2 separate regions of the Homo sapiens genome follow, and region 1 is linked to region 2. Evidence: read pairs that join two places in POLR2A ChIA-PET (ENCODE). Cell type or tissue: GM12878. All regions are shown on one strand. Links, peaks and the distances in the headings refer to the core of each region. The heading gives the core; the rest is flanking DNA.

The links. ChIA-PET counts read pairs that join two places held together with the same protein. Peaks named below come from ENCODE experiments on the same cell type or tissue, not always from the same donor. Only the 100,000 strongest peaks of a DNase experiment are listed, where the experiment ranks them.
Region 1: POLR2A ChIA-PET joins it to region 2 with 5 read pairs; 2 of 35 experiments call an interaction of 5 or more read pairs at or near these places.

Annotation. Positions count from the first base shown.
Region 1 is chr13:80,239,338-80,255,752 of GRCh38, forward strand. No RefSeq gene overlaps it. Among named protein-coding and RNA genes, the nearest start is that of SPRY2, 94 kb to the right of the region's middle. In GM12878, for the core only: no CTCF peak of the experiment used is centred there; no DNase peak of the experiment used is centred there.
Region 2 is chr13:80,389,778-80,406,192 of GRCh38, forward strand. No RefSeq gene overlaps it. Among named protein-coding and RNA genes, the nearest start is that of SPRY2, 57 kb to the left of the region's middle. In GM12878, for the core only: no CTCF peak of the experiment used is centred there; DNase peaks (open chromatin) are centred at 9,814, 10,144, 10,553 and 11,504.

The DNA.
Region 1 (16,415 bases), core at 4,895-12,894, 150 kb before region 2:
GGGAAGAAAGGAAAGATAGCCAGAACAAGAACCTAGGACAGGCCACTTCTGGGTAAGCAAACAACAGAGTGTAAAAGTATTCTCTAAGACATCACAGAAATACAAAAGAGAGAAAGAGGGGGAAAACAAAAAAATAGAAATATTAAAGAAGGGTGGAAGAAAAAAAGTTTTTTGGCAAACAGAAATAGGTTGGAAACTCAAGATTTAAGTGTGACTGCAAATGTGCAAAGATTGCACATTTTGCTAAGGAGAAGCGGATTAATATTTTCAGAAGCTGGAGAAAGCAATCAAAGACAACCTGCCTGGAAAGTAATACATTAATTCATCTTGCAAATATTTTTAAGTGCCTACTCAGAAAGGCAATATGAAGGGAAAGAGTACTTAAAAACTGGAATTTGGGGCTAGTTTTTCTGGTTTTGCATTGTGAAGTCACCACCACTTACTAGCAACCTCAGGCAACTTACTTCAACTCCCTGTATCTCCACTTCCTCATCTGTCAAGAGTGATATTAATGATACATTTCTGTTGGGATTCTTTGAGAATTAGATGGTCTGAAATAAAACATATAAAACACTTTGAACCACCAGGTACATACTAAATGTAAAATAGATGTTAGTTTTTCTTATTACATTGTACTGGACACTGTGCTAGGTGTTATTTTAATCTTACCACCACAAAGCTTACTTTCTAGTAGCGACATATAATCCCTGTAAATAAGCATCATGACATGCTATAGATGGTATGATAAAAATGTGGCCATGTACAGATGGGTCAAAGAGAAAAAAGTGGTCAAGGAGTTTGGATCGGAGGTTTATTTAGGGGGTAGCCTCTAACTTGAGTCTTGAATGAAGATTAAGAATTTGCTAGGCAGGTTAGACTGGAGAAAAAAGCACTGTAATCAGAGGACATTACATGAACAAAGACATAAAGACTTGAAATAACATGGACTATTGGAGCAACTGAGTACTGAAGTTGGAGGAAGAAGGGAGAATTCTTTTTTTTTTTTTGAGACAAGAGTCTCACTCTGTCGCCCAGGCTGGAGTGCAGTAGCATGATCTCAGCTCACTGCAGCCTCTGCCTCCCGGGTTCAAGCCTGCCTCAGTCTCCCGAGTAGCTGGGATTACAGGCGTGCACCACCAAACCCAGCTAATTTTTGTATTTGTATTGTGTATTTCAAAGTAACTACAAAAGAAGAATTTTAATGTTCTCAACACAAAGAAAAAAATGAATGTTTGTGGTAATAGATACCCTAATTAACCTCATTTGATCATCACACATTGTATACATGTATCCAAATTTCACGTGTACCCCAAACTATGTACAACTATTAATATGTCAATTAAAACTTTTTAATTCCAGGAAATAAAGATGATGAGTGGCTTAAAAACAAATAAATAAATATATTTCGAGAGGACAGCATGTTTAAATATTTCACAGCTATTAAAATTGGGTGTCTGTAAGAATATTTACTGATATCACATACATTGTAATAGCTAATTTTAAAAGTAAAATACAAAATTACATATATGATGGGATCCTTGTTATTAAAAATACATAAACATGTCCATGTAAAGTTAATTCCAAGATATGTTTATAATTGTCACTTACCCTAGTTGGCAAAATTTGGGGTTGTTTTCATTTTCTTTAAACATATACAGTCATGTGTCACATAACATTTTGGTCAACAATGTATCCCATATATGGTAGTAGTTCCATAATGTCACAGGATCCTAGAGGTGTCACTTTTCCAGCCGGAAACCTCCTTGGCCAGTGGCTCCTTTGCCTGAGTTTTGCTAGGGCCCGCTGGGCCCGTTTCATCCACTCAGCCTGACAGGCCGAACTGGGCTCACACTACTGGCCTAGAAACCACACCTGCCAAGGGTGAGCCAGGTGCGGAGTGGTGAGGGACTTGTGAGTGAGTGAGCATGGGGTCCAGCCACTGAGCACAGCCAGGCAGCTCCAGGCGCTGGTATGGGCACCTGCTCTCTGCAACGCTGTGGCTGGACCAGGCGTACCACAAGCAGCTTCCACGGCTGGCATAGGGAAACGCAGTGGCGCCTGGAAGCCTGGAGAAGCCAGGAGCTACAGAGCCCCAAAGAGGGTGTCACAGCCCTGGGTAAGAGAGCTTCTAGGTCTGGGATCCCTGAGGGGCCGCAGCTCTTCTCTCCTTCTCTTCTCTCCTTCCCATGGCTCGCAACATGGTAGCACAACATTGTGTTAATGCTGGTATAGGCCGAGTGATGTGGCTCACGCTTGTAATCCCAGCACTTTGGGAGGCCGAGGCGGGCAGATCACGAGGTCAGGAGACCGACACCATCCTGGCTAACACGGTGAAACCCCGTCTCTACTAAAAATACAAAAAATTAGCCAGGCGTGGTGGTGGGTGCCTGTAGTTCCAGCTACTCGGGAGGCTGAGGCAGGAGAATGGCGTGAACCCAGGAGGCGGAGCTTGCAGTGAGCCGAGATTGCGCCACTGCACTCCAGCCTGGGCAACAGAGAGACTCTGTCTCAAAAACAAAATAAAATAAAATAGTGCTGGTATAAACAAACCCATCGCACTCCCAGTAGTATAAAAGTATAGCTCATATAACTATGTACAATACATAATACTTGAAATGATAATAAATGACTGTTTCTAGTCTATGTATTTGCTATACTATACTGTTAATCATTATTATTATTATTATTATTATTATTATTCTTTTGAGACGGAGTTTTGCTTTTGTGCCCAGGCTGGAGTGCAATGGTGCCATCTCAGCTCACTGAAACCTCCACCTCCCGGGTTCAAGCGATTCTCCCTTCTCAGCCTCCCGAGTAGTTGGGATTACAGGCATGTGCCACCACGCCTGGCTAATTTTGTATTTTTAGTAGAGACGGGGTTTCTCCATGTTGGTCAGGCTGGTCTCAAACTTCCAACCTCAGGTGATCTGCCCGCCTCAGCCTCCCAAAGTGCTGGGATTACAGGCATGAGCCACCATGCCCAGCCTAATCATTATTTTAGAGTGTTCTCCTTCTACCTATAAAATAATTAACTGTAAAATAGCCTCAGGCAGGTCCCGCAGGAGATATTCCAGAAGAAGTCTTCATCATCACAAGAGATGACAGTTACATGTATGTTATTGCCCCTGAAGATCCTCCAGTGGATCAAGATGTGAAGGTGGAAGACAGTGATATTGATGATCCTGACCCTGTGTAGCCTAGGCTAAGGCATGTTTGTGTCTTAGTTTTTAACACAAATGTTTAAAAAATAAAATAAAATAATTTAAAAATAGAAAAAAGCCTATAGCATAAGTATATAAAGACTAAAACTATTTTTGTACAGCTGTGCAATGTGTGTGTTTTAATCTAAGTGTTAGCATCAAAGAGTTAAAAAGTTAAAAAATTTAACTGTATAAACTTTACAAACTTTTACTTTATAAAGTTTATAAAGTAAAAATATTACAGTATGATAAAGTTAATTTATTATTGAAGAAAGGAAAATATTTTTAAATAAATTTAGTGTAGCCTGAGTGTACAGTGTTTATAAAATCTACAATAGTGTACATAATGTCCTAGACCCTCACAGTCACTCACTACTCACTCACTCACCCAGAACAAGTGCCAGTCCTTCAAATTCCATTCATGGTAAGTGCCCTACACAGGTGTAGCAGTTTTTATCTTTTATAGCATATTTTATGGTATCTTTTCCATCTTTAGATACACAAATACTTACCATTGCATTACAATTGCCTATACCCTTCAGTACAATAACATGCTGTACAGGTTTATACCCTAGGAGCAATAGGCTATAGCACACAGCCTGGGTGTCTTGCAGGCTATGCCATATAGGTTTGTGTAGGGACACTCTATGATGTTCCCACAATGATTAAATCACCTAACAAAGGATTTATCAAAACATATTCTCATTGTTAAGTGATGCATGACTGTGCATAATTTCTAATTTTTCTACAGTGAATATGTACAATTTATAACCACAGAAATGATGAAAGTAACTTTGTAAAGATTAAGTTTCTGTTCTTCTATTTGGTTTTCATTTTCTGTAAAATTATGTGTGTATGTAAGTACACATATATGTAAACTTATATTAAGTTTCATCCTTATGATGTTTCTAAATTAATAAGAAAAAATTTTTCTTCTATCCAGTTTATAAAAAAATTAAAAATGGCTGATGCTGTTTAAGAGATATTTCAAGAAATGGTTAATATTATAAATCACCAGTTACAACTTCAGTTTCAATTACGTTTAAAATTCATGTAGGTGCAATGGCTCATCTTTATGGTGAGTGATGAAGTGTGATGTAACTGTGGATAACAAACAGATGAAGTATAATTTCACAGTCTCACATCAATTAATTTCACTTGGCCCAACTTCACTCAGTAATAAAGGTGTTTTTAACTGGCCTCCTTTCTAGTTTACCTCCTTTTTCTTTAGACCATTGCAGGGGCTATTTCTCTCATGATTCTTGGTACTTGGGAAAGGATTAACATTTCCGTATGGACCTCTAATAATCAGACCTTGTCTAAATTGTTCTCCTCATAGCTATCAAATAGCTAATTTAGCATTTATTTTCATACCCCCATCCACAGAATTTTACTGAGTTGGTTTCTGCCATATTCAATTGAATAAGTAATTATTAGATGTTTTTTATGTATCAGCCATGGAATAAAGGGATACACATAACAATGTAATTATTTTTAAAGGGTTCACAAACATGTGAACAAATGTGAACACGTAAGTAGATGTGTGTGTACACACACACACACACAGTGTTGAATTGAGACTGGGATGAGAATTCAGGAGTCAGAGAATGTTTCAGAACACAGATGGCATCAGAGTGGTATTTGAAGTCTGAGTAGTAGCTCATCCTACAAACAAGGTGGAGAGGGATATTTTAGTGAATGCCAACAGCTTGAACAAAGATGTAGAAGCATTAAAAGACATGACGTGTGTAGGAGATAGTGGTAAATTTGGTAAGGACTTGGGCACACGGGAAGGTGTAATTTGAGATGACTCCCATTGTATTTGATGTTACAAAGTCAGCTATCTACATGGTAAGCAGTGAAGAGGCATTATCTGTCTTTAATCACCAAATCAGATGATTATTTATGGGTCAGATTTTTCTCACAGAAAGAAAATTTTGGTGGTGCTAGAGGAGGAAACTGGGGGCAGATACAATTGTCTGGAGGCTCTCGGGAAGAGGGAGATAAGAACCTGAATCAGGATCTTGGCATGGAATTATGTAATAAATAAGACATATTTGAAAATGGTTGTTGGTGAACAGACTTATGAGAAAAGACAAAGGAGAAGTTAAGGGAAACACTGCTTTGTCACTGGATCCGTGCTTTCTAAGACATGTCCTCCACTCCTGAGGTCAGCAGTCATATATCTGTTTATATCTCCCAGACTTATGTCTGCAGGACAGACACACATTATCTAGTTATAACCACCTAGTTATTACCTGTTATAACCACCTAGACCTGGATAGCCCATAAGCATTTCAAAGTCAACAAATTGAATTAAAACAAACATTATAAACTTCTCCTCTAAATAACATTTCTCGGCTATGCTCCGTTGCTCAAAAGGTGGCATCTTCCTGGAGTAATTCATGAGTTCTTTTACTCACCTCCACCCATCCACTTAATTACCAAGTCTGGTTGATTTTTATCCTTGGAATTTTTTTTTATTTATTTCAAATACGCCCTTGCCTTTCTCTCAATACTTTTCTCTACCTCTGAGTCATCAATTTCCTTGAAAACTACTCCTACATTTACTCCATCCAATTCAACAAAAACCCCTGCCAATTTTACCTCCTAAAGATTTATGTTAACTCCACCTTTTTTTGGGCTATCACCATTTCTCCGTTTTATTAGTCAATTGCTTTACAACTGTAACCAGTTCAGTTCCTCAGAAATATTCGCATGACCTATTAGTGCCCCTTTAACTGGCTTCTCCACTTCCCATTCAGTTCATCTTCCACCCCTTCCTCCAAGCACGTAGTCAAACACAGATCTGCCCACTTCACACCTCTGCTTACAAACTTTCATTGCCTCTCTGTCACCAACAGGATGAAGGCTAAGATCATCAGCAGGGCTGACAATAAACGTCCTCTTAGCCCCCATTCCCTCCCCCCACCATCAATTCCCACCACTCCAGGTTTCACTAAGTAGTTTCTAATTACATACATTAGAATAACCATAAATACAAGTTACCAAAATCAAGGCTATTTAGTCATTTCCTGTTCTTTTATGAGCAGCCCATGGTTCTTCAATACCTCTAATTATTGAATTAGAATATATTACAACATTCTCCAAAGGACACACAGTAGTCAAGTAGTCTCAGATAATAATTATAAATGTAGTTCCAGAGCTCTGCATTAAGATATTGAAACTTTAATAGTATTTCCGCAATTGAATTACAAAACAATTACTCCAACTCAGACTAATCTGGTTTATTTTTAACCCTAGCAAATAAAAATAACAATAATAACGATGATGATAATGATAGCTACCATGTATTGAAGACCAGCAATGTCCCAGATGTTGATAAATGCTTCGTCTGCATTAGAGGTTGAGTATCCCATATCCAAAACGCTTGGGATCAGAATTGTTTCAGATTTTGGATTTTTTAAGATTTTGGGATATTTGCATACATATCATGAGACATCTTGGGGATGGGACCCAAATCTAAATATGAAACTTATTTATGTTTGACATATGCCTTATAGGAGGAAAGTAACTTTATACGATTTCTTTTTTTTTTTTTAGATGGAGTTTCGCTCTTGTCGCCCAGGCTGGACTGCAATGATGTGATCTCGGCTCACTGCAACCTCCGCCTCCTGGGTTCAAGTGATTCTCCTACCTCAGCCTCCCGAGTAGCTGGGACTAGAGGCATGTGTCACCACAGCCAGCTAATTTTTGTATTTTTAGTAGAGACGGGGTTTCACCATGTTGGCCAGGATGGTCTCGATCTCTTGGCCTGGTAATCCACCCGCCTCAGCCTCCCAAAGTGCTGGGATTGCAGGCGTGAGCCACCGCACCTGGCCGCTTTATACGATATTTTTGAATAATTATGTGCATGAAATGAAGTTTTGATTGCATTTGGCTGTGACTCATCACAAGAAGTCATGTGGGGGATCTTCCACATGTGGCATCATGTAGGACTTTGGAGCATTTTGGATTTCAGATTTTCAGATTAGGGATGCTCAATCTGTATCTCAATAGCTCTCAAACTATGTATCACTGTCCCTATTTTACAGATGAATATACTAAGTCTCAATAAGACTCAGGGTCTTTCCCAAAATGTTAATGCCATAGCAGAGAGTAGACCCAAATCTTTCTGATTCCAAGGCTCATTCCCTTGTTACCATGACACACTGCTTAATAAAAGTTTGTTAAATGTATGAATATGTACATTAATGTTAAAAAGCATACAAAGTTATCTTTCATTCTATGCTTAATTTCATGCTTCATGTTCACTTATTTTGTAAAAGCTTATAACATTTACAATCATGTTCAAAGGTAGCAACATAGTATCTTTAACCCTGCACTTGACTATAGAAATTCCCCCTTGAATTAACTGCATATCATAAAATATCTTTTTTCTTTTCTTTTTTTTTTTTTTTTGAGACAGAGTCTCGCTCTGTCGCCCAGGCTGGAGTGTAGTGGCGCCATCTCGGCTCACTGCAAGCTCCGCCTCCCGGGTTCACACCATTCTCCTGCCTCAGCCTCCCGAGTAGCTGGGACTACAGGTGCCTGCCACCATGCCCGGCTAATTTTTTTCTATTTTTAGTAGAGGCGGGGTTTCACCGTGTTAGCCAGAATGGTCTCGATCTCCTGACCTCGTGATCTGCCTGCCTCGGCCTCCCAAAGTGCTGGGATTACAAGCGTGAGCCACCACGCCCGGCCAAAAATATCTTAAACATACTTGTGCATCTAACTATGCCAAGCCTCATGTAAGTCTGAAACAATTAAAACCCTCTCAGGGAAGACTTGGTTAACTTTCCTCTTCCCACACACATAAGATGAGAACCCCCTTCTATATAATATTGCAACACTCGATCTTCCTCTTTCATACCATTTTTAGCAATTGTAAATTTAATAAGTTTTTTTCTTTTACAATTATTTCTTTAGGAACTTCTTCCACAGAGAAACTAAGAAGCCCACTGGAGGCAAAAACTTGTTTACCCTCTTCACATTTTCTCCTATCATCTAGCCCTATGCTTGGCATATTATTTTTGCTTTGCATCTATCTGATGAGTAAATGCATGCATCAAAGAAGCAAGAAATACAGATATGTACAAATACTCTCAATGTTAGGAATCATCGAATCTGGATTACAGGTATTGAGGAATGGGAGTTATTGAGAGAGGTAAAAATTCAATTCCAGAAAACCATGGATGACATGAATAAGAGTTATAAACACTAATTAGTAGGCAGTACAATGAATAAAACAGTTTATTGAGTCCTACGATATAAAATAATAGATGATTAGTTTGATTAAGTTCCTATTTATGTGAGTCTTTTTAAAATAGCTTGACAACAATTTGAAAATTTTCCTGAATAATTATCAGATATTTTTTCATCTACTGGTTTGTCAATTAAAACCTTAACCAAATGTAAGCTCTAACACAACATTCACATGGCTCTCTCATATAACTTTTCTAAATTTCTACACCCATGAAATGAAAGGGCTGTGCAATCACAACTCTTCATCTCATAATTCCTGGTTTGGCTGATATATAAGACAAGACTGGGGAACATACAGACATCATGCGGGAGGTACCACATTCTTTAAATAATGCCATAGTTCAATGTACAGTTGGCAGGAATGGTACATTTGCAGTGGGCCTCCTTTTCTTCACCTGAAAAACTAGCCAGTCATAAATTTCAAAAAAACAAAACAAAAACAAAAAACAAAACAAACAAAAAAAACCTCATGAAATTCAGTAGCTTACCTTTTTAAAACTTATACACTTTTATCATAATGTAGGAAGCAATGATTATAGAAAAAACTTGTGAAGAGCAAGAGATTCTGGTATAGTGGAAAATTTACTGCCACAATTAAAGCTACAAAAGTGTGGCTAAGATCTATAGCAAGTCAGTTGTTTTCCAAGTTCTCAGTTATCTTTATAATGTCTGATCATTTATTGTGGTGGCCTCCCAGATGGTTCCAGTGATTTTTACCATTTGGTATTCACATCCTTATATAGTCCTCTCTCACACTGCACCAGGTTGGCCCATGTATTCAATAGCATACAGTAGAAGTAATAATATGTCACTTCTGACATTAGGTTATAAAAAAGACTGTGACTTTTTTCTGAGACTCCTCTCCTCTCTCTCTCTCTTTCATACACACACACACACACACACACACACACACACACACACACACACAGAGCTGGGGCCACCCAGTTGACAATGACATTGAATCAGTCAATAGGGAAGCCATATGGCAAGAAATGGAAGTCTCTGGCCAACAGACAATGAAGTGAAGTCTGTCAGTAACGCTAGTGAACTTGGAAGCAGATCCTTCTGCCCAGTCAAGTCTTGAGATGACTGCAACCCTAGCTGATATTTTGACTGCTACCCCGACCCTAACTCAGAACCAACTGGGTAAGCTACTTCCAGATTTTTGACTCTCAGAAATTGGGTGATAATAAATGTTTTAATGTGCTAAGGTTAGGAATAATTCTATTATTTATTTATTTATTTTTGAGACAGAGTTTCTCTCTTGTTGCCCAGGCTGGAGTGCAATGATGCAATCTCGGCTCACTGCAACCTCTGCCTCCCAGGTTCAAGCAATTCTCATGCCTCAGCCTCCCGAGTAGCTGGGACTACAGGTGCCCGCCACCATGCCGGACTAATTTTTGTATTTTTAGTAGAGATACGGTTTCACCCTGTTGGCCAGGCTGGTCTCAAACCCCTGACCTAGATGATCTGTCCACCTCGGCCTCCCAAAGTGCTGAGATTACAAGCGTGAGCCACTGCGCCCGGCTGGAATAATTCTTACACAGCACCTACTTCACAAAATTGTTATGAGGGTAAAATAAAAGAAAATGCTCAGAAAACTGATGTTTTAAAAAGTACTGTCCAAAGGTCAACATATCATCATGTGTAATTTCATCTCCTGCTAGCTCTGATAGTGGGCGTCTAAAGAAAGACTTCAGCATAATGAATTCAGCTATAAAAATGTTCTCCTCAAATTTCAGTAAAATAAAAGAACTCTGAAATATCACAAGCTGTGTTCATGATTATGGATAACCTCCAATTCACTTTGTCCTACCTCACAATGAAAATTGAACTACAGTAATTTGCTTTCATAAGAAATTTTTTAAAATAAATATTTAGTTTTCCTTATGGAGATATTACTGTTTAACAGTAAGAAGATAATTATCTTGTTGGGATAAAAAATGTCAATGTTACATTCATAATTTCAGCACTAGGTTTAAAATAGATTCAATGTGTGACCATCACATATGCATAGCCAGAAATATTTCCAAGAGATATCTGTCTTTTAAAGTAGCTAACATTTTGGCATGATTCTTCCAAACTGAAACTGGTAATATCTTTAACAGTCACTCTGTAGGGAAAAAAAATACTGTCATTCTCTAAGGTAACTTTGAGATGAAAAATTATAACAGCAGTTAATGCTTTATAGCTTTAAATTCCAGGATTAATATACTTCAGAAATGATTTAACCTTCAGGATTAATGTAATTCTAAAAGTAGTTAAAAGAAAACCATTACTGGCAATAGATGGTCTACAATAATATATGCCTCATTTATGACTCATTTTCCACATAAAAAATGTTTTGACAAATAGATTTAGATGAAGCAAAACGTAATAAATAAATCAAAGAAATGAAAGTCCTTTATGAAACTGTAAAACACCATATAAATAACAAGTATTATAATATTGGCAATGTTATTATGAAAGTAAATCATAAAATGGCATGTGGGGGAAAACGTGGACAGTGAGAAAATGAAAGCTAGACGAAAGAATGAGAGAGGAAATTTAGACTGTCATGTCAAGAGCAATGTCCTTCTTAACCGCTGGAAAAAAAACATTTCCATTAGACGGATAGACTTAAGTGGTTTCACATTGGAAGACCATCATATTCTGAAGAATGGAAATCCATGAAAGGATCTATGAATAATAAAGGAATTGAAAATAGAATAAAGGGCGGAGAGAGGACAAGGAAAAAAAACTGAGATAAAGGATGCTTCTTAACAATATGATTTGAATTTAAACCCAGAACATCTGCTTTTTGTAAAAATCTGTGTATTAGGTCATAATGAAGGAACTTGTTGACTTGCATCTTCAATTGCAAGAAAGAAATAAAAAGATTATTTTAAAAAAACTCGCCATCTCGAGGGCAATAAAATTTCTCTGAAAGGGAAGCTTCTTACAGGCCAATAGCAGCTGTATGTGCATCTTTCAAAGGACACTCTTGTGAAAGAATTTAAATCAGATTTAGTCCATTCATTTTTAGTAATAAAAAATTGTATCCGTAAAGTGATGTCTGTTCTTATTTTTCAATCCTACCATAATTTAAGAACCCAGCATGGCAAAAAAAAAAAAAAGAATTCTTACTTTTAAAAAGTTAATTTTTGAATTAGCCTCTCCAAATGGGCATTAAGAAATATTTAATTCTTCTTAGCTGAAAATCACAAATCTAGATTCCAAAGTTTGTGAACTTCAGTTTTCTTCTTCACTCAAGGCAATGAATTCTCTTGGTAATAGTTGCTAATAGAGTATTTTATTTCTATAAAGGCAACTTTTAAACCATATTTTCTGGGAATTGTATAATTTAGTTTCATTAATTTCTGGGAATGAAACACATTACTATAAACTTCTTAAAGTTCTGGGAAAAAATACCTGAAATAATGTTTACTTCCCGAGAAAACAATTTTTCCCCTCAGAAAATTCTATTAGCCTCAGATACTTACTGGTTTTCTACATCTGGTTATATTTATCTTTGATCTTGCATCTAGAAAAATTATTATTTTCAAACTTGGTTTTACAAATTACTATTTATATGTTTGAATCCCCTTCCATGTTTCAAATGATTTAGAAAAACAATAATCTTTCCTAGCATTTGAATATCCTGTGACCACATTACATCTCACGTGCATCAGGTTAGCACACCCTGGGATAAAGAATCTCACTAGAAGGATAGCACAGAATAGGCACAAGGTGGAGCAATCCAACTCATCAGTTGCAGGTGCATTGAAGTTTTGCAGTTCTTCACTGGCATCATTCCAGCCAGGCCTACAAATTTCCAGCTAGCCTAAGCACTGTAATGGCTTCGATTGTCTACTTTACTGTCCAAATGATTGGCTACTTGCCAAACCACAACTTTGCTTTAGAAAGAGCTCCTCAAGTGAAGAGGAAAGTTAAGACAATCATTGAGATAATTCAGTCCAAAAGAAATGCATTGTGAAAAACCTGCCTTTTTTGACTTTATCAAGATTGGTATTGTCGACATGGATGAAACTCATTGCACAAGTGTATTTTGCCTCCAAAGATGCTTTCTTTGTGTAGAGGACTTCATCCCGCCATCTAATACTGAGCAGTTCTTAATTTAATTGTCTCTTTAAAAAGTTTTTCAGAGGTATATCTGTGTTAACACACAAAAGAGATGGCTTTTTTGCTATCTACATAATTCATTGTGAAGTATTTGATGGAGTGGTTTTTCAAAAGCCAAAGTAGCTTGGTTGACTACAACAAAGTACAGTTATTTTGTTTATATTGTATAAATATTATTTATTTGTTTATTTGTTTATTTATTTTTTGAGATGGAGTCTCACTCTGTCGCCCAGGCTGGAGTGCAGTGGCGTGATCTCGGCTCACTGCAAGCTCTGCCTCCCAGGTTCACACCATTCTCCTGCCTCAGCCTCCCCAGCAGCTGGGACTACAGGTGCCCGCCACCACACCCGGCTAATTTTTTTGTATTTTTAGTAGAGATGGGGCTTCACCGTGTTAGCCAGGATGGTCTCGATCTCCTGACCTCGTGATCCGCCCACCTCAGCCTCCCAAAGTGCTGGGATTACAGGCATGAGCCACCGCGCCCAGCCACCTATTTATTTATTTATTTATTTTTGAGATGGAGTTTTGCTCTTGTTGCCCAGGCCAGAGTGCAATGGCGTGATCTCAGCTCACTGCAACCTCCGCCTCCCAGGTTCAAGCAATTCTCCTGCCTCAGCCTCCTGAGTAGCTGAGATTACAGTCATGTACCACCACACCCGGCTAATTTTGTATTTTTAGTAGAGACAGGGTTTCACTATGTTGGCCAAGCTGGACTTGAACTCCTAACCTCAGGTGATCCACCTGCCTCGGCCTCCCAAAGTGCTGGGATTACAGGCATGAGCCACTGTACCCAGCTTTATTTATGGTCTTTTACAAGAAGAGTTAACATTCCATCTACAAAATATTTGGCTCTCTCTCTCTCTCTCTCTCTCTCTATATATATATATATAATTTTATATTTATTTTATATGTTTTATATATAAATATATATTATATATAATTTATATAAACATTTTGAATTTGTATGTGTGTGTGTTCTCAGAATGGCAGAATTGATATTTCTTCTCCAAGCTCTATTTTCATCAAAGAAAGGAAGGCAATGATTTCTTAAATTTGAAAATGGAATAGAGATAGCAACAATTTTATAAATATGGATATAAGCTGGAAATAGAATGACATAAATAAAATATGAAAATTTTACATAAGCCTTCCAGAGGCTATATTAGCCGAACATTGTCTCCATATAAGTTATTAGTTCTCTAAAAATAATTATCATATAAATTGATTATTTTTTTAATTTTAATTCATATAATAGAGCTTACTGTAGGCTTAAGTGTTATACAAATTTTCACAATAATCTATGAGGTAAGGGCTTTTATTATTTCTTGTTCCTTCCTCAAACATTAATGGTAGTCACTAGAGATGTCCACAAATATTCTGATGCTTCTCCCTCTAGGCACATGGTAAGCTGGGAACAAACAAGTTACCTGTTTGGCCACAGAAATATGTGGAGAAGTGGTGTCTGTCATTTCCTTGAAAAAAACTGACATATTTCTGTGTGATTCTCAACATCCCCTTCCCAATGCCTTGATGATTGTGGAAAGACTTATCAAGATGGCATTTTCATGATCCTAAGTACCAGAATAACCAACAGTAAAGCCCACATGTGAAACAACTAGAGTAAATTTGGGGAAAAAAAAAGTGTTGAGTCACTGAGATTTTGGAGTTGTTTGTTGCTGCAACATAACTGAGCTTTTCCTGACTGATGCACCAATTATTTCTTCCAACTTGCTCTTCTTAGTCTGGAATAGCATAACCCTAATTTGTCTGTTTATTTTAAAAAATGAATGAAAGGAGGTGATGAGCTAAGGAAGGGAGAAAAAGAGAGAGAGAGATACCTTTGGCTGATGTTGTTAATGCTTTTTACCTTTTTCTTCTTTGATTTTTCCATCTTCCTTTGATAAACATTGAGCCCCAAAATGGAATTTTACAGAATCAGGGTCAAGAATTGGGGCAGGTCATCTCTCAATACAGAAAGTAAACATGGAAGCTTCCCATTTCGAGCTCAATATAAGTATTCTTATTGGCTATGGTGGGAAAACTCAGTTGATTCTAGGATATCAAGTATCTTCTCTTGCTTACTATTAAAAACTCTGAAGATTTAGCCTGCATTCTATGAAATTATCATTTTTATGAGTCAAAATAGGTGAATAATTATAAAACACTTTCAAGATAGTCACCTTTGGCCCCTTCATATAACATTGGAAAGAATATTAATCTCATAAGATACACTCATGAGTTACTTAGACTGAGAAGCTGCATCAAGGGCATACTATTTCTGTATACATTTCCTGTTTCTATAATACTGACATCTTCATAGAGGCCTGTTATCTCACTCCATTGTCACACAACCCTGTGCTCCATGTAGGACAGGGATCAGTTTCTCCCTCTCTTAGTACAGAAACTGAGAAAGGTCCTTGAGGAATTGCCACACTGTCTTCCACAATGGTTGAACTAGTTTACACTCCCACCAACAGTGTAAAAGTGTTCCTATTTCTCCACATCCTCTCCAGCACCTGTTGTTTCCTGACTTTTTAATGATCGCCATTGAACTGGTGTGAGATGGCATCTCATTGTGGTTTTGATTTGCATTTCTCTGATGGCCAGTGATGATCATTTTTTCATGTGTCTGTTGGATGCATAAATGTCTTCTTTTGAGAAGTGTCTGTTCATATCCTTTGCCCACTTTTTGATGGGGTTGTTTGATTTTTTCTTGTAAATTTGTTTAAGTTCTTTGTAGATTCTGGATATTAGCCCTTTGTCAGATGGGTAGATTGTAAAAATTTTCTCCCATTTTGTAGGTTGCCTGTTCACTCTGATGGTAGTTTCTAGAAATACCATTTGACCCAGCCATCCCATTACTGGGTATATACCCAAAGGATTATAAATCATGCTGCTATAAAGACACATGCACACATATGTTTATTGTGACACTATTCACAATAGCAAAGACTTGGAACCAACCCAAATGTCCATCAATGATAGACTGGATTAAGAAAATGTGGCACATATACACCATGAAATACTATGCAGGCATAAAAAGGGTGAGTTCATGTCCTTTGTAGGGACATGGATGAAGCTGGAAACCATCATTCTAAGCAAACTATCGCAAGGACAGGAAACCAAACACCACATGTTCTCACTCACAGGTGGGAATTGAACAGTGAGAACACCTGGACACAGGGTGGGGAACATCACACACCAGGGACTGTCTTGGGGTGGTGGGAGGGGGGAGGTATAGCATTAGGAGATATACCTAATGTAAATGACGAGTTAATGGGTGCAGCACACCAACATGGCACATGTATACATATGTAACAAACCTGCACATTGTGCACATGTACCCTAGAACTTAAAGTATAATTAAAAAATAAATTAATTAAAAAAAAGAAAGTGCGAAAGGTGACTAGATGAAGATCAGAGAGTAGAAAGCAAGAGAGAACTGAGGTCATCAGTACTAACACACACGTGACACCTGTAATAAAAGGTTGCATGCTTTCTGATGCAACGATGTGTTTTATTTTAAACTATACATGATGCCAAAGTAACTATTTAATGTAAGCAGTCTCTTCAAGAATAAGAAAATAAATCAATTATTTAAAGTCTAGCTGTTTCAGTGAATTAACTAATTCAGTGCTAGTGATACAGCCACTTAGATACCATGTCAAATTTATAAAATACCTCTCCTTCCTGAACACTTCCAAACTCTCCCTGAAACTGCTTCATAATTCAATATTTCCATTTTAATTTTGAAGTCTCCACATTAACTTGAAGTTTATGAGGGCAACCTAGATCAGAATCTGATAATTTGATATTTGTTAGTTTCAT
Region 2 (16,415 bases), core at 5,526-13,525:
AGAACAAACAATCAATGCCAGTGCCACATAGCATTGATACTTCTGACCAGAAAAGATATTTCCCAATCAGTCACTGGTTGAGAAAATTTTGTTCAGTAATTAATGTTGCACAACAACCATTGCCCCATCTTATGATAATAGCACTTTAACTTTGAGGGAACTTTTTTCTATCACCTGAGTCAGTTCATATGGATTGAGTGGGTTGATGCTTCTTTGGAATGTGGGGGTATATTTAACTGAATCCTAGCAAACCAGGGCTTTTTATTCCCCTGGCTAAGGAATTTGTATTCCCTTGGCTAAGGAATTTGTATTCCCCTGGCTAAGAAATATGCATACAAAGTAAGCCAGACTAATGAGACCAATTCCAGGATATTCTCTAGAACCATTGGAAAAGAGAAGCTCTTTTTGCTGGAGTTGCTAAGCTGGTAGAATGTAAACCAAGCACTGCTGGAATTCATCATATAGAGAGAAACTGTATAAGACTGAAGTTATCTCAGAGGAAAACAAAGCAAGAGATAGAAACAGTAACTTGAATCCTGAGCACCTGGATTCAGAAGTGCCTGAAGTGTAATTGATCTAGATTTTGCAATTATGTGAGAGAATAAATTCTCTTCCATTTTTTGCTTGTCAGTTTTTCAGACAGCTTTAGTGTATGATTTACATTTAAGAAACAGTCCAACTGATTTTCAAAGTGATGTATAATTTTATATTCCCACTAGCCTTGTATGAGAGTTTCAATTGTTCCACATCCTTGTCAACACTTAGTATTGTCTGCCTACTTAATTTTAGTCAATTGAATAGGTGTATGGTGGTGTCTCTTTGTGGTTTGAATTTTCATTTCTCTAATGACTATTGGATGTCTTTTCATGTGCTTATTGGTCATGTGTATATCTTTGTGGGTGAGGAGTGTGTTCAAATCTTTTGTTCATTTCTTTATCGGATTGCTTTCTTATTATTGAGTTTTAAGAGTTTTTTTTTGTATTCTAGATACAAGTTCTTTAATAGAAATATACCTTGCCAATATTTTCCTGTAGCCTGTGAATTATTTATTCTTTTAACAGCATCTTTTAAAAAGTAGATTTTGATTTTGATGAAGTTCATCAATTTTTTCCTTAATAAATTATGCTTTTGGTGTCATAGCTAAACCTTTGCCTAATCCAGGGTCACAAAGATTTTTATTATATATTTTTATAGAAGTTTCATAGTTGTAGATTTCATATTTAGGTAAATTATCCACTTTGAGTTAATTTCATATTGCAAGTGAAATTCATATTTTTGCATATGAATATCCAATTCTAGCATTATTTATTATAAAGACTATCCTTTTTACATTAAATTGTCTTTGCACTTCTGATTGTCAAAAATCAGTTGTCAATATAAGGGTGGATCTATTTCTGAATTTCCTATTCTGTTCTTTTAATATACTTGTTTATCTTTACACTAACACATTAGCAGCTTCATATTGTAGGTTTTTTTTTTCTTTGAGATGGAGTCTTGCTCTGTCTCCAGGCTGGAGTGCAGTAGCGCGATCTCGACTCACTGCAACCTCCGCCTACCAGGTTCAAGCGATTCTCCTTCCTCAGCCTCCTGAGTAGCTAGGACTACAGGCATGTGCCACCAGACCCAGCTAATTTTTGTATTTTTAGTAGAGCCGGGATTTCACCACGTTGGCCAGGATGGTCTCAATCTCTTGACCTCATGATCTGCCCGCCTCGGCCTCCCAAAGTGCTGGGATTACAGGCCTGAGCCACCGTGCCCAGACCATATTATAGCTTTTTAATAAATCTTGAAATCTGATAGTATTAGCCATCGAACTCTATTTTTCTTTTACAAATTTGTTTTGGCTATAAAATGTCCTTTTAATTTTCATATAAATTTTATAATCAATGTGTCAATTTCTTCAAAAAAAAGCCTTCTGAAATCTTGAGAAGATTTATGTATAACCTATTGATCAATTTGGAAAAAATGAACATCTTAATACTGAGTCTCTGACTAATGAAGAGATATATCTCTTCATTAGTCAGAGACTCAGTATTAAGATGTTCATTTTTGAAGAGAAGTTCAATAATGAAGAGATATATCTCTTCATTTCTTTAGGTCATTACTTTCTTTCATCAGTCTTTTAGAATTTTCAGCGTATGGGTCTTACAAATTGTTGGATCAGATTTATGCTTAAGTACTTTGTATTTTTTATGCTATTTCAAATGATACTGTTTAAAGTTTAAATTTATGGCTGGGTGCGATGGCTCATGCTTGTAATCCCAGCACTTTGGGAGGCTGAGGCAGGCAGATCTCTTGAGGTCAGGAGTTCAAGACCAGCCTGGCCAACATGGTGAAACCCCATCTCTACTAAAAATACAAAAATTAGCTGGGTGTGGTGGCACATACTTGTATTCCTAGCTACTCTGGAGGTTGAAGCAGGAGAATCGCTTGAACTCGAAAGGCAGAGGTTGCAGTGAGCCGAGATTGCACCATTGCACTCTAGCGTGGGAGACAGAGCGATATTCCATCTCAAAAAAAAAATTAATTAAAAAATAAAAAAATTTAAATTTCTAATTGTTTAAGCAATGATATAAACATATAGTTGATCTTTATTTATTGATCTTGTATCATGCAACTGTGCTAAAGAAATTTATTAGTTTGAATACCTTTTTGTATATTTCATCTTATTTTTATCATGGATAATCAAGTCACTTGTGAATAAAGATACTTCCCCTTCTTTTTACCCAGCTCCTTCCTTCCTTCCTTCCTTCCTTCTTCCCTCACTCCCTTCCCTTCCTCTCCCTCTTTCCTTCTTTCTCTCTTTCTTTCCTTCCCCTTCCCCTTCTCCTTCCTTCCTTCCTTCCTTCCTTCCTTTTGGCACTGGCCAGAGCCCTCAGAAAATGTTGAATAAAAATGATGAGAATAAAAATCCTTGCTTTGTTTCTCATCTTAGGTTGAAAATATGCATTTTTTAACTCAATTATAATGTTGTCTATATTTTTGGTAGATGGTTTTTATCATGCTGAGGAAGTAATCTTCTATTCCTAGTTTGCTGAGATTTTCTTAAAAATCAAATGGATATTGATATTGTCACTTTTTTGTGCATCTATTGAGGCAATCATGGTTTTTTTTGTTATTGTTGTTAATGTAGTGAATTCTGTTGGTTTGTATTTGAATATTAAAACAAATTTGCATGTCTAGGATAAACATTACTTAGGCATGATGTATTATTCTCTTAATATACTGTGGTAGGCTGAATAGTAGAACTCCAAAATAACAAAGTCCGAAATCCCAGAACCTGTCAATGTTACTTACATGTCAAAAGGGACTTCGTAGATGTGCACAAATTAAGGATACTGGGATGGGGAGATTATTCTGGATTATCTGTGTGGGCCATACAGGTACTCATCAGTGTTTTCATAAAAGGAAGGCAGAGAGAAGATATACTACAGAGAAAAGGTGATGTGATACTGGAAACAGAGATAAGAGGGTTATGTTTTGAAGATGGAGGAAGGGACCACAAGTCAAGGAATATAGGTAGCCTCTAGAAACTGAAAAAAGCAAAAATAAATAAATAAATAAATATAAAAATGGATTTTTCCCTTGAGCCTCCAGAAGGAATTAGCACTGCTGACACTTTGACTTTAATTCAGTTAAACCGATTTCAGACTTCTGACCTCCAAAAGTGTAAGGGAATAGATTTGTATTGTTTTAAGTCACTAAGTTTGTGGTGATTTATTTTAACAGCAATAGGAAACTCATACATATTTTGGGCGTCTAGAAGTGAGATGCGACTGTAACAGATCACCAAAAATGTAGATGTGGCATTTGAATTGGATAATGGGTACAGTCTGGAAGAATTTTAAGGTACATAATAGAAAAAGCCTGCATTGCTTTGAACAGACTGTAAGTGGAAATATAAATGTTAAAGATTCTTGGTGAAGCTCATAAGGAAATAAGGAACATGTTTTGGAAACTGGATAAATATCTTTGTTATATAGTGATAGAAAGCTTAGCTAAATTATGTCTTGAGGTTATGTGTAAAAATCTTGTAAATGATTAACTTGGATATTTAGCTGAGGAAATTTCAAAGCAAAGGGTTAAGATATGATGTGTTTTCTTTTCTTTTTGCTGCTTATAGTCAAATGGGAGGGGAAAGAGATAAATTGAGGAAAGAATTATTAAGGCAAAAAGCAACTAAGACTTGATAATTTGGAAAATTTTCAGTCTATCCAGATTGCAAAAGATGCCAAAATGAAAAGATTCACTGTCAGAAAAGAGTGCTCTTGAGAGCAATCCAAGAGAGTGAGTGGACAACTTTTTGCAAGTGCCTCAGAAGTATTGCAAGATTAAAGTATTCAGTCACACAGAAGTCTCTTTGAAAAGATTAGTCAAGTGACATATGGATTCTAATACATACATAGGAGAACCACAAAGTTTTTAAGAATGATATATCAGCAGAAACTCTGTAAGCTTTTACTGAAAGGGACAGAGGGAAGAGGAAATAAAAGAATGCTGTTGTAATTCCAAAATTTTACAGGTAGGAAACAGGCTGATAAAGTTATTCAGCTGCAAGCACATACTACCATTTATGAAAAAAAAGAAGCGTTCAGAGGATGGAGGCTTGAGACCCAAAAAGATAACCTTGAAGTCTAATAGAGTTTGCTCAGTTGGATTTCAAATTTGCTTGGGGTTGCTGACCCCTTTATTTCTTCTGCTTTTTTTTTTTTTTTCTCCAATTGGAATAGAAATGCCCATAACTATTATCCCATGCCTGTTTCAAGTATTTTGACTTTAGCACAGTGAAACAGATCTCAGAATTCTGATCTCCAGGAATATAAGATAAATTTGTGTTTTTTTAAGTCTATAAATTTTTGGTAATTTGTTGCAAAAGCAATAGAAAGTTTATACAAATATTGTTGTATTCAATCCTACACTTTGTTTTTCAGTGTTATGGGTACACAGATGGAGGAGAATTATGCTTTAGGATGGAACATACCTAAAGCGTGATTTATACCTAATTTATATGACTTAGATGATGAGATTTGGGATATCTGAGCTGATGATATTATTTACTTATTGTTTTTTATTGATACATAGTGTTTGTACATATGTAAGCAATACATGTGATATTTTGATGCATGCATGGAATGTGCAATCATCAAATCATGGTATTTAGGGTATCTATTACTTTGAATATGTATCATTTTGTTTGTGTTGGGAATATTTCAAATCTTTTCTAGCTATTTTGAAATATACAATATACTGTTGTGTATCATATATTGTATAGTTACTCTACTATGCTATTGAACACTAGAACTTATTCTTTCTATCTAACTGTACCTCTATATCTGCTAACCAACCTTTCTTCATGCCCTCCCATCCCATACCATTCTCAGCCTCTGGTAACTATCATTCTATTCTCTACCTCCTTGAACTGATAATATTTAGATGAGACTTTGGTCTTGAACTGATGTTTTAATAGGTGGAGACACTTGGGGAGGCTGGGATGCATTAAATGCATTTTGCATGTAGGGTGAATGTGAATCTTTGGTAGCCAGAAGGCAGACTGATAGGTTGAAAAATGGCCCCCCGAAATATCCACTTCCTCATCTCCAGAACCTGCAAATGTTATACGGCAAAAGGTACTTTGCAAAAGTGATTATGCTAAGGATCTTGAGATGACACTAGGGAGGATATCCAGATGAACAACAAAAGTAACCACAAGTGCCTTTATAAGAAAAGAGCAGAAGGAGATTTGGTTACACAGAGAAGAGGGTGATGTGATTATGGAAGCAGAGTATTGGAGTGATGCACTTTGAAGATGGAGGAAGATGCCACAAGTTAAAGAATATTGGCAGCCACTAGAAGCTAAAAAAAGATAGGTGAATGGATTCTCTCCTTAGAATCTTCAAGAAAAATTAACTCTGTGAATATTTTGAATTTAGCACAGTGAAACAGATCTCAGAATTCTTACCTCCAGGAATATAAGATAAATTTGTGTTTTTTAAGTCTATAATTCTTTGGTAATTTGTTGCAAAAGCAATAGAAAGTTTGTACAAATATTGTTGTATTAAATCGTCTAAAATTTTGATTGGAATTTGTGCTTCTGTGTTCATTAAAGATATTAGTCTATAGTTGTTTTTCTCATATATTTATTTTATTTTATTTTTTTAAAATTATAACAATGGGCCGGGCGTGGTGGCTCATGCCTGTAATCCCAGCACTTTGGGAGGCTGAGGCAGGTGGATCACGAGGTCAAGAGATTGAGACCATCCTGGCTAACACGGTGAAACCCGTCTCTACTAAAAATACAAAAAATTAGCCAGGCATGGTGGCAGGCGCCTGTAGTCCCAGCTACTCAGGAGGCTGAGGCAGGAGAATGGTGTGAACCCGGGAGGCGGAACTTGCAGTGAGCCGAGATTGTGCCACTGCACTCCAGCCTGGGTGACAGAGCGAGACTCCGTCTCAAAAAAAAAAAAAAATTATAACAATGTATTATTTCATCAGTTTCAAGGGTATAATGCCAGAGATTTTTTCCACTTTATTAATTTTATTTTACTGTGGCAAGAACACTTAACGTAACATATACCCTTTTAAGAAATTTCAAAGTGTAAAATGCAGTAGTGTTGACTATAGAAGCATACCTTGGTGATGCCGCAGGTTTGATTCTACACCATCTCAAAAACATTAATATCACAATAAAATATCATACTAATTTTTTGGTTTCTGGTGCAAATAAAAGTATGTTTACATTATACTGTAGTCTATTGTGTGCAATAGTCTTATGCCTAAAAATGCACATACCTTAACTTAAAAATACTTTATTGCTAAACAAATGTTAAATATCATCTGAGTAAGGTGTAATCTTTGTGCTTGTGGAGGGTCTTGCCTCAATGTTGATGACTGCTGACTGATCAGAGTGGTGATGTTGAAGGTTGGGGTGGCTGTGGAAATTTCTTAAAATAAGACAACAATAAGGTTTGCCACATCAATTCACTCTTCCTTTCATGGAAGAATTCTCTGAAGCAAAGCTATGTGATAGTGTTTTACTCACAGTAGAACTTCTTTCAAAACTGGAGTCAGTCCTCTCAAACCCTGACACTGCTTTATCAGCTAAGTTTATGAAATAGTCTAAATCCTTTGTTGTTATTTCAACAATGTGCACAGTATGTTCATGAGAAGTAGATTCCATCTCAAAAAACCAATTTCTAGGTCAGGCGCAGTGTAATCCCAGTGCTTTGAGTAGCTGAGGTGGGAGAATTGCTTCAGGCCAGGAGTTTGAGATTAGCATAGGCAACATAGTGAGACTCCTGTCTCTACCGAGAAGAATAATAAGAAAAAGGAGAACAAGAAGAAAGAAGGAGAAGGCGAAGGAGAAGGAGAAGGAGAAATCACTTTCTTTGAAGATTGCAGCAATTCTATCACACCTTCAGGCTGTACTTCTAATTCTAGTTCTCTTGCTACTTCCACCACATTTGCAGTTACTTCCTCCACTAAAGTCATGAGCCTCTCAAAGTCATCCATGAGGATTGGGATCAATTTATTTCAAACTTCTGTTAATGCTGATATTTGGACCTCCTCCCATGAATCATCAATGTTCTTGATGGCATCTAGAATGGTGAATCCTTTCTATAAGGGTTTCAATTTACTTTGCCCAAATCTATCGGAAGAATCACTATCTATGGCAGCTATGGCCTTACAAAATGTATCTCTTAAATAATAATATTTGAGAGTCAAAATGACTTTTTGATCCATGGGCTGCAGAATGGATGTTTGTTGGAGACTGAAAGAATGAGGGTCATGACCAACCCAGTATACCACTGGAGGCTACATGAGTAAACAGCAAACTGTTCTCATGAAAGCAGGTTGTTGGCAAACTTGGCAAACTACGTCTGCCACCCAGAAGGAATGCTGAGGGCAGTCACACCTCAAGCACAAGTGTTTCCTGTGATTAGGCATAGCTGAAGCCTGTTGGCAATAATGTGAACCTGTGATCAATTAAGCAGCTGACCAATTGTTACCTCCTCCTCCCTGCTCTTTCTACCCAATAAATACAAAGGGCTGTAGAAGCTCAGGGAGGCCGCCTTTGCTCACTAGAAGCAGGGATCCCTCTTCTTCCCCTGGCCCCTTTCTTTAAAACAGTTTCTTTTAAGTTTTCATTTCTGTGTTCGTCCTCCTTCATTCAGTCCCATGGTAACTGTGGCAAACCATGGCAAACTGCAGCAAGTGGCACCCAAACAGAGACCGTGGGGACAGATAGAGATTAGTAGAGACTAGCAGAGACTTGCAGGGACAGATAGGGACAAACAGGGACAGATAGGGTCCTATAGGGACATGAACGAAGAAGGTCTGCTGGAGCAGAAGTAGTAAACCCAGATGAACCAGAAACCCCATTACAAGTCTGCCAGCTGCAATATAAGGTCACTGCTCTAAAGAGGTACTGGTCAGTGCCCTAAAGAGGTATAGAGAATGGGAAGTTTTTGAATCAGGGTAACATGGGGAAGAACTTGGCTATTTCTTTTCTCTTTTTTGTTTGGAGTTTGGTTTGTACTGTCTTTGTCATTATTTCAGGGTTTGAGAGAATTTTTTGATCCACCTACAGCACCTATTGAGGGTAGTGAACAGGAGAGGGAGGATGAAAATTGGTTTGTACTGTCTTCTTTTGTGGCTACAGAAAGCCTAACTTTAACTTTTGAGAGTGCAAACATGGATTGTAAACATGCACTGGCACCTGTGAGATGTACAAAAATCTTGGGAGGTTTTCTCAGAGCTTGTCAAGATGTGGGAACTGAGCTTCATTACTCTACAATATTGGCTCAATAATGACTAATTTGATAGTTGACAGATCTAAAAGGAGCCAAGGGTCAAGCCTTAAAGTGGGAAAATGTTATAAGTGTAGAAAAATTGGACATTTTAAAAAAAGAATGCCGTCAGACCTCTGGGCAGAAGGGATCTTATAACACAGTCCCCTCCTAACAGAAAAAAAAGCCAGGATTTTGCCCTTGTTGCAATAAAGGAAATCACTGGGCTAATCAATGCCACTCAAAATTTCATCAAAATGGCACCCCCCTGTAGGGAAACAAGAAGGGGGCCTGGACCGGGGCACCTCAAACAATGAGGGCACTCCTCCTCCAGGCCACAACTCCGTTTCAGGGGTGAGTTTCTGGAGGCACGTCGATTCCCTCTCCCCGGGAACACCTGGAAGCGCGGGATTAGATCTCCCAGTCAGAGAACGGGTTACGTTAATTGGAGGAAACAAACTCACTAAGATTCCCACTGGTATTTGGGGACCTTTGCCAATAGGATACATGGGATTAATTTTGGGTAAAAGTCATCTTAACTTACTGGGCATTACTGTAGTCCCAGGAGTTGATTTTGATTGGGAAGGAGAAATTCAGGTGGTGGTGGTGGTGTCACAAGATCTTTGGGTTTTTGAACCAGGGAGAATATATTGCTCAACTGTTGCTTATTCCCTGTAAATTGCACCCTTCTCCACAAAAGGAGAAAGGAGAGAATCAAGGGATTTGGAAGTACAACTACACAGGAAATTTATCTATCACAACCCATAGCATCTAGTAGACCCACTTGTGCAGTGCAAATTGAAGAAGAGTTTTGTGGGCTTATGGATGCAGAAGCAAGAGGCTGATCTCTCATGGTAATAGATCGTGAGGATTTTTTTTTTTTTTTTTTTTTTTTTGCTATAGTGTTGCACGAGAAAAATAAGCTTTGATTTGTTTTCTTTGTTTTCTCTGTGCCTTCTGTTAATCAGAAAGAGCCTGCCTCTCATTATCAATGGAAAGTTTTACCGCGTGGTTAACCAAAGAGGAAGAAGCTGAATTGCAGCTTGTGGAGCAGATGCATCAGCAACAGCATGCCCCCAGCTACAGCCTCAAAAGCCTTTGCCTTTTTTCAATTAATTTGCTAATGTGGGGATGAGGGTACGCTTGTGTTTTTGCAGGAGATGAACAAACTCTATGGGTGCCCTTAAGGTGTGTACGACCATGGAATAGGAGACTGGAGGGACCCATGCAACCCAACTGTGGGCCTGGTTCCCCCAGTACGAGCTGAATGCAAAGACAGAACGAACCAGCAATTGAAGCCTGCACATTTTGCAATTACCTTTCTCAATTAATTTAAAAACACAAAGGGAGAGATGTTGGAGACCGCAAGAATGAGCGTTGTGACCAACTCAGTATACCACTGGAGGCTATGTGAGTAAAGAGCAAACTGTTCTTACAGGTTGTTGGCAAACTGACAAACGGTGTCTGCCACCCACAAGGAATGCTGAGGGCAGTCACGCCCCAAGCACAAGTGTTGCTTGTGATTAGGCACATCTGAAGCCTGTTAGCAATAATGTGAACCTGTGATCAATTAAGCAGCTGACCAATCGTTACCTCCTCCTCCCTGCTCTTTCTACTCAATAAATAAAAGGGCTGTAGAAGCTCAGGGTGGCTGCCTTTGCTCACTAGAAGCAGGGATCCCTCTTCTTCCCCTAGCCCCTTTCTTTAAACTGTTTCTTTTAAGTTTTCATTTCTGCATTTGTCTGCCTTCATTCAGTCCCGTGGTAACCATGGCAAACCGCAGTAGATGTTGTGTTAGCAGGTATGAAAATAACATTAATCTCCTTGTACATATTCATCAGAGTTCTTGGGGGACCAGATACACTGTTGATGAGCCATAATATTTTGAAAAGAATCTTTTTTTTTTTTTTTTTTTTTGAGCAGTAAGTGTCAATATTTGGCTTACACTATTCATTAAACCATGCTGTGAACACGTGTTCTGTCATCCAGGCTTTGTTATCTCATTTATAGAGCATAGGTAGAATAGATTCAGCTTAGTTCTAAAGGGCTGTAGGATTTTCAGAATGGTAAACAAGCATTGGCTTCAGTTTAGTCACCAGCTGCATTAGTCCCTAGCAAGAGAATCAGCCTGTGCTTTGAAACTTTGAAGCCAGACATTGACTTCCCCTCTCTAGTGATATAAATCCTAGATGGCATCATCTTCCACTATAAGGCTGTTTCATCTACATATAAATTCTCTTTTTTAATGTAGCCACCTTCATCAATTATCTTAGCTACATCTTCTGGATAACTTGCTGTAGCTCCTACATCAACGTTTGCTGCTCCACCTAGCACTTTTATGTTATGGAGATGGCTTCTTTTACTTTAACCTCACGAACCAACCTCTGCTAGCTTCCAGCTTTTCTTCTGCAGCGTTCTCACACCTCTCACTTTTATGAAATTGAAGTAAGTTAGGGCCTTGCTCTGGATTAGGCTTTGGCATAAGAGAATGTTGTGGCTGGTTTGATCTTCCATTCAGATCACTAAAGCTTTCTTCATATCAACGATATGGCTGTTTCACTTTCTTATCATTCATGTGTTTACTGGAGTAGTATTTTTAGTTTCCTTCAATAACTTTTCCTTTGCACTCACAACTTGACTAAGTGGTTGTTGCAAAGGTTTAGTTTTTGGCCTATTCCTGCTTTTGACATACTTTCCGCAATAAGCTTAACTACTAGTAGCTTTTAACTTTAAAAAAGAGATGTGAAACTTTTTTTCACTTGAACACTTAAAGGTCATTGCCAGCTTATTAATTGGCTTAATTTTAATATTACTGTTTCTTAGGGAGTAAGGAGGCTAGTCAGCACAGCAGTCAGAGCTCACATCACATTTATGGTAAGTTTGCTGTCTTTTCTTCTTTAATTTTTCAAAAATTTTTTAAAATTTAAATTTTTAAACTTTTATTTTAGGTTTAGTTTACATGTGAAGGTTTGTTACATAGGTGAACTCATGTCACAGGGGTTTGTTGTACAGATTATTTCATCACCCGGGTATTATGCCCAGCACCCAATAGTTATCTTTTCCATTCTTCTCCCTCCTCCCACCCTCCACCCTCAAGTAGACCCCAATGTCTGTTGTTCCCTTCTTTGTGTTCATGAGTTCTCATCATTTAGCTCCCACTTATAAGTGAGAACATGTGGTATTTGATTTTCTGCTCCTTTATTAGTTTGCTAAGGATAATAGCTTCCAGCTCCATTCATGTTTGTGCAAAAGACATGATCTCGTCCTTTCCTGTGGCTGCATAGTATTCTGTGGTGTATATGTATCACATTTTGTTTATCCAATCTGCCATTGATGGGCATTTAGGTTGATTCCATGTCTTTGCTGTTGTGAATAGTGCTGCAATGAACATACACATGCAAGTGTCTTTATGGTAGAATGATTTATATTCCTCTGGGTATATACCCTGTAATGGGATTGCTGGGTTGAATGGTAGTTCTGCTTTTAGTTTTTTGAGGAATCACCATACTGCTTTCCACAATGGTTGAACTAATTTACGCTCCCATCAACAGTGTATAAGTGTTCTCTTTTCTTTGCCATCTCACCAGCATCTGCTATTTTTTTTTTTTTTTTACTTTTTAATAGCCATTCTGACTGGTGTGAGATGGTATCTTGTTGTGGTTTTGATTTGCACTTCTCTAATAATCAGTGATATTGAGCTTTTTTTTCATATGCTTGTCAGCTGCATGTATGTCTTTTGAAAAGTGTCTGTTCATGTTCTTGACCCACTTTTTAATGGGGTTGTTTTTCTCTTGTAAATTTGTTTACATTCATTACAGGTGCTGGGTATTAGACCTTTGTCAGATGCATAGTTTGCAAAAATTTTCTCCCATTCTGTGGGTTGCTATTTACTCTGTTGATAATTTCTTTTGCTGTGAAGAAGCTCCTAAGTTTAATTAGATCCCATTTGTCAATTTTTGCTTTTGTTGCTATTGCTTTTGGTGGCTTTGTCATGATTGCCTAGATTGTCTTCCAGGGTTTTTGTACATTTGGGTTTTACATTTAAGTCCTTCATCTATATTTGAGTTTATTTTTCTATATAGTGTAAGGTGGGGTCCAGCTTCAAACTTCTGCATATGGCTAGCCCGTTATCCCAGCACCATTGGTTAAATAGGGAGTCTTTTCCTTATTGCTTCTTTTTGTCAACTTTGTTGAAGATCAAATGGTTGTAGGCATGTGGCTTTATTTCTGGGCTCTCTATTCTGTTCCATTGGTCTATGTGCCTGTTTTTGTAACAACAATATGCTGTTCTGGTTACTATAGTCCTGTAGTTTAGTTGGAAGTCAAGCAATGTGGTGCCTCCCACTTTGTTCATTTTGCATAGGATTGCCTTGGCTATCTGGGCTCTTTTTTGTTCCATATGAATTTATAGTAGTTTTTTCTAGTTCTGTGAAGAATGTCATTGGTAATTTGATAGGAATAGCATTGAAAATATGTACATTACTTAGGGCAGGATGGCCGTTTTAATGATATTGATTTTTTCCTATCCATGAGCACGGGATGATTTTTCCTTTGTTTCTTCTCTGATTTCTTTCAGGAGTGTTTAATTCTCATTATAGAGTTCTTTTACCTCCCTGGTTAGCTGTAGTCCTAGGTATTTTATTCTTTTTGTGGCAATTGTGAATGGGATTGTTCTCCTGATTTGCATCTTGGCTTAGCTACAGTAGGAATGCCAGTGATTTTTGTACATTAATTTTGTGTCCTGAAACTTTGCTGAAGTTGTTTACCAGCTAGCTGAAGGAGCTTTTGGGCCAAGAGTATGGGGTTTTCTAGATATAGAATCATGTCGTCTGCAAACAGAGATAGTTTGACTTCCTCTCCCTGTTTGGATGCCTTTTCTTTTTGTTGCATGATGGCTCTGGCTAGGATTTCTAATACTATGCTAAATAGAAGTAGTAAGAGAGGGCATCCTTTTCTTGTGTCGGTTTTCAAGGAAAATGTTTCTAGCCTTTGCCCGCTCAGTATAAAGTTGGCTGTGAGTTTGTTACAGATGGCTGTTCATATTTTAATGTATATTCCTTCAGTACTTAGTTTGTTGAGAATTTTTAACATAAAGGGTGTTCAATTTTATTGAAAGCCTTTTCTGTGTCATTTGAGATAATCATATGATTTTTGTCTTTAGTTTTGCTTATGTGATGAATCACATGTATTGATTTGCATATGTCGAACCAATCTCGAATCCCAGGGATGAAGTCTACTTGATCATGGTGGATTAACTTTTTGATGTGCTGCTGGATTTGGGTTGCAAGTATTTTTTTGAGGATTTTTGCATTGATGTTCACCAAAGATATTGGCCTAAAGTTTTCTTTTTTTGTTGTGTCTCTGCCAGGTTTCAGTACTAGGATGATGCTGGGCTCATAGAATGAGTTGGGGAGGAGTCCCTTCTCAATTATTCAGAATAGTTTTAGTAGGAATGATACCATATCTTTGTGCATCCAGTAGAATTTGGCTATGAATTTATCAGGTCCTAGGCTTTCTTTTTTGGTTGGTAGGCTATTTATTACTAATTCCATTTTGGAGCTCGTTATTGGTCTGTTTAGGGAATCAATTTCTTCCTGGTTCAGTCTTGAGAGGGTGTATGTGTCTAGGAATTTATCCATCCCTTCTAGGGTTTCTAGTTTATGTGCATAGAGGTGTTTGTAGTAGTTTCTGATGGTTATTTTTATTTCTGTGGGGTCAGTGGTAACATTCCCTTTATCATTTCTAATTGTGTTTATTTGAATCTTCTCTTTTCTTTATTAATCTAGTTAGTGGCCTATCTTATTAATTTTTCCAAAAAACCAACTGATGGATTTGTTGATCTTTCAAATGGTTTTTAGCATCCCAATTTCCTTCAGTTCAGCTCTGATTTTGGTTATTTCTTGTCTTCTGCTAGCTTTGGGGTTGATTTGCTCTTGCTTCTTGAATTCTTTCAGTTTCAATGTTAGGTTGTTAATTTGAGGTCTTTCTAACTTTTTGATGTGGGTATTTAGTGCTATGAATTTCCCTCTTAACACTGCCTTAGCTGTGTCCCAGAGAGTCTGGTATGTTGTATCTTTGTTCTCATTCATTTCAAATAACTTCTTGAATTCTGCCTTAATTTCATCATTTACCTAAAAGTCATTCAGGAGCATGTTGTTTAATTTCCATGTAATTTCATGGTTTTGAGCAATTTTCATAGTCTCCTGACTTACATTTTTATTGTGCTGTGGTCTGAGCCATGCATTTGATATGATTTTGGTTATTTTACATTTGTTGAGAATTGTTTTATGTACAATTATGTGGTTGGTTTTAGAGCATGTGGCAATGAGAAGAATGTATATTCTGTTGTTTTGAGGTGGGGAATTCTGTAGAGGTCTATCAGATCCATTTGATCTAATGTTGAGTTCAAATCCTGAATATCTTTGTTCATTTTCTGCCTTGATGATCTGTGTAATACTGTTAGTGGAGTGTTGAGGTCTCCCACTATTATTGTGTGGTAGTCTATGTCTCTTTGTAGGTCTCTAAGAACTTGCTTTATGAATCTAGGCGCTCCTGTGTTTCATGCATAGATACTTAGGACAGTTAGGTCTTCCTATTGAATCCATAATCATTATGTAATGTCTTTGTGTGTTGACCTTTGCTGGTTTAAAGTCTGTTTTGTCTGAAATTAGGATTGCAACCCCTGCTTATTTTCTGTTTTCCATTTGCTTGATAGATTTTCTTCCATTCCTTTGAGCCTATGGGTGTCATTACGTGTTATATGGGCCTCTTGAAGACAGCATACCATTGAGTCTTGCTTTTGTATTTTTATTTTTTTGAGATGGAGTTTTGCTCTTGTTGCCCAGGCTGGAGTGCAGTGGTGCAATCTCGGCTCACTGCAACATCCACCTCCCGGGTTCAAGCAATTCTCCTGCCTCAGCCTCCCGAGTAGCTGGGATTACAGGTACCCGCCACCATGCCTAGCTAATTTTTGTACTTTTAATAGAAACGGGGTTTCACCATATTGGCCAGGCTGGTCTTGAACTCCTGACCTCAGGCAATCCACCCACCTTGATCTCCCAAAGTGCTGGGATTACAGATGTGAGCCACCATGCCCAGCCGGGTCTTGCCTTTTACAGAGCTTGCCATTTTATGCCTCTTAAGTGGAGCCTTTAGCTGATTTACATTCAAGGTTAGTCTTAATATGTGTGGATTTGATCCTGTCATTGTGTTATTAGCTGGTTATTATTCTGGCTTGTTTGTGTGGTTGCTTTATAGTATCACTGGTCTGTGTATTTAAGTGTGTTTTTGTATTAGCTGGTAGCAGTTTTTCCTTTCTATATATAGTGCTTCTTTCAAGATCTCCTGTAAGGCAGGTCTGGTGGTAACAAACTCCCTCAACATTTACTAATCTGAAAAGGATCTTATTTCTCCTTTAAAAAGTTTTTTGGCTGAATATGAAATTCTTGGTTGAAGATTTTTTTAATTTAAGAATGTTGAATATAGATCACTAATCTCTTCTGGCTTGTAGGGTTTCAGCTGAGAGGTCAGCTGTTAGCCTGATTGGAGTTCCCTTTGTAGGTCACCTGCCTGTTCTCTCTAGCTACCTTTAACACTCTTTCATTTCAACCTTGGAAAATCTGATGATTG